Linked DNA regions of Homo sapiens: region 1 is linked to region 2. A link is a contact called in ENCODE Hi-C or POLR2A ChIA-PET data. All regions are on one chromosome and are shown on one strand. The core of a region is the stretch at or near the end of the contact, and the rest is flanking DNA. Distances in the headings are between cores, read along the strand shown.

The links. Hi-C counts contacts between places; a loop is a spot of excess contacts on that map. ChIA-PET counts read pairs that join two places held with the same protein, here RNA polymerase II (POLR2A). Pooled maps may share reads with other maps.
Region 1: a pooled map shows a loop between it and region 2 (19-fold over the local background). The contact joins the promoter of RBM15 here to the promoter of PRPF38B in region 2. A Hi-C loop is called at or near these places in 3 of 37 single-sample maps with no recorded cell type and 12 of 50 pooled maps. POLR2A ChIA-PET finds 5 or more read pairs at or near these places in 2 of 52 experiments (CD4-positive, alpha-beta memory T cell and naive thymus-derived CD4-positive, alpha-beta T cell).

Annotation. Positions count from the first base shown.
Region 1 is chr1:110,337,950-110,340,649 of GRCh38, forward strand. RBM15 (RNA binding motif protein 15) reads left to right here and starts at 1,428. Exons shown (of 3, transcript NM_022768.5): 1 at 1,428-2,700. The coding sequence starts at 1,457. LOC124904276 reads left to right here. Exons shown (of 1, transcript XM_047437983.1): 1 at 1-1,054. The coding sequence starts at 486. The coding sequence ends at 992. RBM15-AS1 (RBM15 antisense RNA 1) reads right to left here and starts at 1,222. Exons shown (of 4, transcript NR_036595.1): 1 at 1,048-1,222. RefSeq lists enhancers at 107-296, 1,437-1,736, 1,767-1,886, 1,857-2,595, 1,967-2,416 and a silencer at 397-666.
Region 2 is chr1:108,690,943-108,693,642 of GRCh38, forward strand. It overlaps PRPF38B (pre-mRNA processing factor 38B), which reads left to right and starts at 1,368. Exons shown (of 6, transcript NM_018061.4): 1 at 1,368-1,925. The coding sequence starts at 1,650. RefSeq lists enhancers at 1,020-1,209, 1,147-1,707, 1,290-1,619, 2,270-2,700.

The DNA of each region.
Region 1 (2,700 bases), core at 178-2,677, 1.6 Mb after region 2:
AGTTGTACGGCGAACGACTGAAGGAGCCAAACGAGGTGGATCTGGAGCGGCCGCAAGGTGCCTGTGCTGCTGGCTTTTAACACACAATAAGAGTGCCAAGGGATACAAGAAGCCACAGGGGGAAAAACAAGTGACATATCTGCATGGAGCCTAAATTTCGCTTGGTGATTTTCAGGGTAGAAGCATTACATATTAAAAACACTGCTATTTTAGGGGAATACAGAATTTAAAAATCCACACAGATTCGCAACATAAAACATGCCGCCCAAAGACACGTCCGCGGTGTCCCGACAGTTCCGGCTCCGCCCGCGGGCCACGAGGCGGGGAGCGACGGTCACTCCCCTCGGTTACCCGGAGTACTTGGGCGGGAACGGGTAGCTCGCGGGAGAGACGGGCTCCTGGGCGAGGGCTGCGTCTTAGTCGCCCTGCTTCTTAGCTCTCGAGGTCCCGCGTGTTACGTGTTAGCACCGCCCGGGGGCGTCAGCATGACCCGAGGCTGCAGGAACCGTGAACTCTCTGCCCCGCGGGCCCAGGTGACCGCGGGCGGCGCTCTCCCGCGCGCGGGGGGCGGGGCTCCCCCCGGCTGTTCACTCAGCTACCACAGCGACGTAAAATGGTGTCCGCTAGGCGTCCCAGGACGGCTTCCTGAGGGACTGGAGGGCCCCGACAGCCGGAAAGCCTGCCCCGCCCCTTGGCCGGCACAGGTACGACGGCGGGGAGCTCAGAAGTTTCGAACTCCAAGGGCCGAAGCACAGCCAAACACCCCACGGAACTTAACAAATGTTTGTGGGGAGAACGCCGAAAACGCGGGGAGGCGGGGCTGGCGCACAGTCACCCTCTCGCGACATCTAAGTGACGTCGCACAGCAAGCACGTGTTCTAGTCTTTCACCTTCAGTCAGCCTCCTCCGTTATACAGGCCTACCCCTTTAAGCGAGTGATGGACAGTTATTTCAGCCTATCAACTTCCTTGCCGACATCCAATCAGATTTAAACTTCTTTTAGCCGCCGGAGGAGTTGGAAAAAGGGGGTCGAAAGAGGGAGCTTACCGTCTCTCGCGATATCGCTGTGAGCCTGCCTCTCTGGAAAAAACGCCGAAACTGATGGCCCGACCTCCCAAATAGTGGTTTAAAGGACGGGTTTATAAGCCAATGAAAGGGATAAGGAGGTGGGTTGCTGCTGTCACTGAGCAAGAAGTACCGTTACAGGGCAGACTTTTTGTCCAATCAACACCTCAACACTTTGGGTCACGTGACCGCAGAGTGCGAGGGGCGGAGCTACAGTCTGGCGCGAGGAACCGTTAAGATAGACAACAAATGTAACCAATGAGGTACTCCGACTAGGGGGTTGGGAACCCAATAACAGTGGTTGGGCGGGCGCCTTCCTGGAGCGCGGGGAGATGTAAAGATAGACAAATAATTTTCCCAATGAGACTGTAGAAGAGAGAGCAATTGGCCAATGAGGACTGCGGGGCGGGACCCTGTGCCGCGGCGGAGTCCAAGATGGCGGCGTGCGGTTCCGCTGTGTGAAACGAGCGCGGGGCGGCGGGTTACTCAGCTCCGCGGAGACGACCTCCGACGACCCGCAACAATGAAGGGAAAAGAGCGCTCGCCAGTGAAGGCCAAACGCTCCCGTGGTGGTGAGGACTCGACTTCCCGCGGTGAGCGGAGCAAGAAGTTAGGGGGCTCTGGTGGCAGCAATGGGAGCAGCAGCGGAAAGACCGATAGCGGCGGTGGGTCGCGGCGGAGTCTCCACCTGGACAAGTCCAGCAGTCGAGGTGGCAGCCGCGAGTATGATACCGGTGGGGGCAGCTCCAGTAGCCGCTTGCATAGTTATAGCTCCCCGAGCACCAAAAATTCTTCGGGCGGGGGCGAATCGCGCAGCAGCTCCCGGGGTGGAGGCGGGGAGTCACGTTCCTCTGGGGCCGCCTCCTCAGCTCCCGGCGGCGGGGACGGCGCGGAATACAAGACTCTGAAGATAAGCGAGTTGGGGTCCCAGCTTAGTGACGAAGCGGTGGAGGACGGCCTGTTTCATGAGTTCAAACGCTTCGGTGATGTAAGTGTGAAAATCAGTCATCTGTCGGGTTCTGGCAGCGGGGATGAGCGGGTAGCCTTTGTGAACTTCCGGCGGCCAGAGGACGCGCGGGCGGCCAAGCATGCCAGAGGCCGCCTGGTGCTCTATGACCGGCCTCTGAAGATAGAAGCTGTGTATGTGAGCCGGCGCCGCAGCCGCTCCCCTTTAGACAAAGATACTTATCCTCCATCAGCCAGTGTGGTCGGGGCCTCTGTAGGTGGTCACCGGCACCCCCCTGGAGGTGGTGGAGGCCAGAGATCACTTTCCCCTGGTGGCGCTGCTTTGGGATACAGAGACTACCGGCTGCAGCAGTTGGCTCTTGGCCGCCTGCCCCCTCCACCTCCGCCACCATTGCCTCGAGACCTGGAGAGAGAAAGAGACTACCCGTTCTATGAGAGAGTGCGCCCTGCATACAGTCTTGAGCCAAGGGTGGGAGCTGGAGCAGGTGCTGCTCCTTTCAGAGAAGTGGATGAGATTTCACCCGAGGATGATCAGCGAGCTAACCGGACGCTCTTCTTGGGCAACCTAGACATCACTGTAACGGAGAGTGATTTAAGAAGGGCGTTTGATCGCTTTGGAGTCATCACAGAAGTAGATATCAAGAGGCCTTCTCGCGGCCAGACTAGTAC
Region 2 (2,700 bases), core at 118-2,617:
ATGTTAAAGCACTTTATCATAATACCTGGCTCCGAGTTTGATGCCGCTGACACTTAGATATCAAACTCAACCTCTCTACCAAGCTCTTCATCCAAACAGACTAGGGGTAAAGACTGTCTAAGACTATACAGAAAGATCATGTATCTGAGGAATTAAAAATAGGGCATAAGATTTGGCAATGTGTCACTCGGCAAACTCAATAAACTAGTATTATCAAGGCAAAAAATATATACACAAAAAGAACTGGGTTAAAAAAAATTTTTTCTATGGACTTTTAACGTGATAACTCATGACACAGGGGTTAGGATCTTCAGTTTTCCTTTGGAAGTTAATAAAAACCACTATAGAGAAAAACAAGATTTGCTAGTAAGAAGGTGAAAACTGCTTCTCCTCTCAGGGTTCTAGTTCTCTTGCAACCTAAAACAAAGGAACCAGACAGGATATCCACTTTCGTACCGTACAGCTCCAAACACTAATCAATCACTCCATTCACTTATCTTTTCTATTTCCTTGTATTCTGTCAAACAACTGTCTCTTGGTTTAAATACTTTTCTGCTGGTCTTCGCTCTCTCTCTCTCCTCTTCTGGTTTATTTTCATCCAGATGTGGATTTTCCCCAAAGTTTCCATCTTATCCTTTTCTCCTCCTGTGTATGCGCCACTGAAGTCAAGATTGCCACATTCAAACTCCCCACACATTCACACACCCACTCCCAATATACAGTATCTCGCCCAATGTTTATCACTCCGGATACATTCCTAGAATCCAAAGATCTGGAGCAGGGAGAAAAAGAAAAGGCGCCTACCAGATGCCTGGAACAGTCTACTAGGCACTACAAGTACATTAGCTCTTTCAATGCTCACAACAGCCCAGCCAGATGTTATCTCAATCTTACGGATGAATAAATTTAAGACTTCTGGCTGGACACTAGAGGCTGGCGAAGTACGTGACCTTTGATCAGAATCTCCTGGAGGAGTGGGGTCCCTGACCATTGTACCTTCCAGAGAACCTTAAAACTGAGATCCCAGGAGACCCCTCTCGGATACTCTGCAGAAGTCAGAGTGACGATATTAGCAAGCACACCGCAGCCATGCGAACCCTTCCTGGCTCAGCTCCCGACAAAAGAAATCAAGCCCCCAGTCAAAATACAACAACAACGGATTAGGCCTACAACCCTCTCCCCCGGCCCCCAAATTCTCAGGAGAAATCCCCTAAGAGTCAGGTACGGAGGTCACTGCAGCGACTTCAGCGTGCAGAGAACGCGGGGACCTAGGAAGAGGACGCTCCAGCCCAACTGAGCGTCTCTGATTGGCCGCCAGCTCAGCTTGGAACGCTGGGGTGCGTGGCGTCATATCCGCCGGGCCCGCCATCTTGTTCCCAGGGGCAGTTGGCGGAAGAGATCGAGCTCCCTGGCTGCCGGCTCGCCTTCTGCGTGGAGTTCTCGCGGTCTGGGTTTCGCTGTCTGCTCTTGGCCCGGGGTCATTTTGTCGGCGTCGGGTGCCCTCTCTTGCCCAGCTGGGGCACAGCGAGGCGGCCCCTTCTCCCGACGACGTTCGATGGAGTAGGGTCCCAGACCGTTGTCCCGAAGAGCGAGATCGAGCTTGGCCCCCTCCCCCCCCTCCTTCCCTCCCTCCTTCCTTCCGCCGCAACATGGCTAACAACAGCCCCGCGCTGACAGGCAACTCGCAGCCGCAGCACCAGGCGGCTGCAGCTGCGGCTCAGCAACAGCAGCAGTGCGGCGGCGGCGGCGCTACCAAGCCGGCGGTCTCCGGCAAGCAGGGCAATGTGCTCCCGCTCTGGGGCAACGAGAAGACCATGAACCTCAACCCCATGATCCTGACCAACATCCTGTCGTCGCCTTACTTCAAAGTACAGCTCTACGAGCTCAAGACCTACCACGAGGTGGTGGACGAGATCTACTTTAAGGTACGAAGTGTGTAGGCCTTGGCTTTGGGGGTAAGTTCGGAAGAGGGGGTATGGAGGAAACGGGCGAAGGCGGCCCCCGAAATCTGAAGATTTGTGGGTGGGGGAAGGTGGTTCGGCGGAGGGGTGGCTGCGGCCTGTAGTGTGTCTGGGAGGGGTCGGACTGGGGCCGCCCTCTCGTTTCCATTTTAGATTTTTAGGGCCGGGAGAGCCCGCCACTATTGATCTCTCTCCTCCCCCAACCTCCTGCCCACCCCTGGGGGGAGTTGGGCAAGAGGGATGGGGGAGAGGAGGAAAGAGTAACAGAAGCCTTTCCAGTTTACAGCTTTAAAATTATTCCTTTTGACGTGGATCTGCTGAGCGCCAACTTGTTGGTGCTTCTCCCGCTCACCCCTGGCCAGGGCGTGTAATGACTTCAGTATTGGCCTCGTGTTGTTGGTACTCACTATCCGATCCAGGCAGGGAAATGGTCAGTGCGTGTGTGTCGGGTGGGGTGGGGGGATGAGGGTGGAGAGGTGCCATTTCAAGAGGTGTACAGAAGGCCTGGAAATTTTCCCAGCAGGAAGTCAGGAGTAAGAGGTCTCAGCCACCTGTGCATTGGGCTAATTTAGAATTATCTGGGCCCTGGGCTTCTGCGGCAGGGTCGGTGCTGGCTTGGCTGTGCTGGGGAGCTCACCTGGCGCCTCCTCACTGCACTCTTGTCTCAGTTCTTGTTTCGTTAGCAGGATTGACTCAGTCTTGCAGCGAGGCTCGGAGCAGCCCAGGGTCGCAGGTAGAG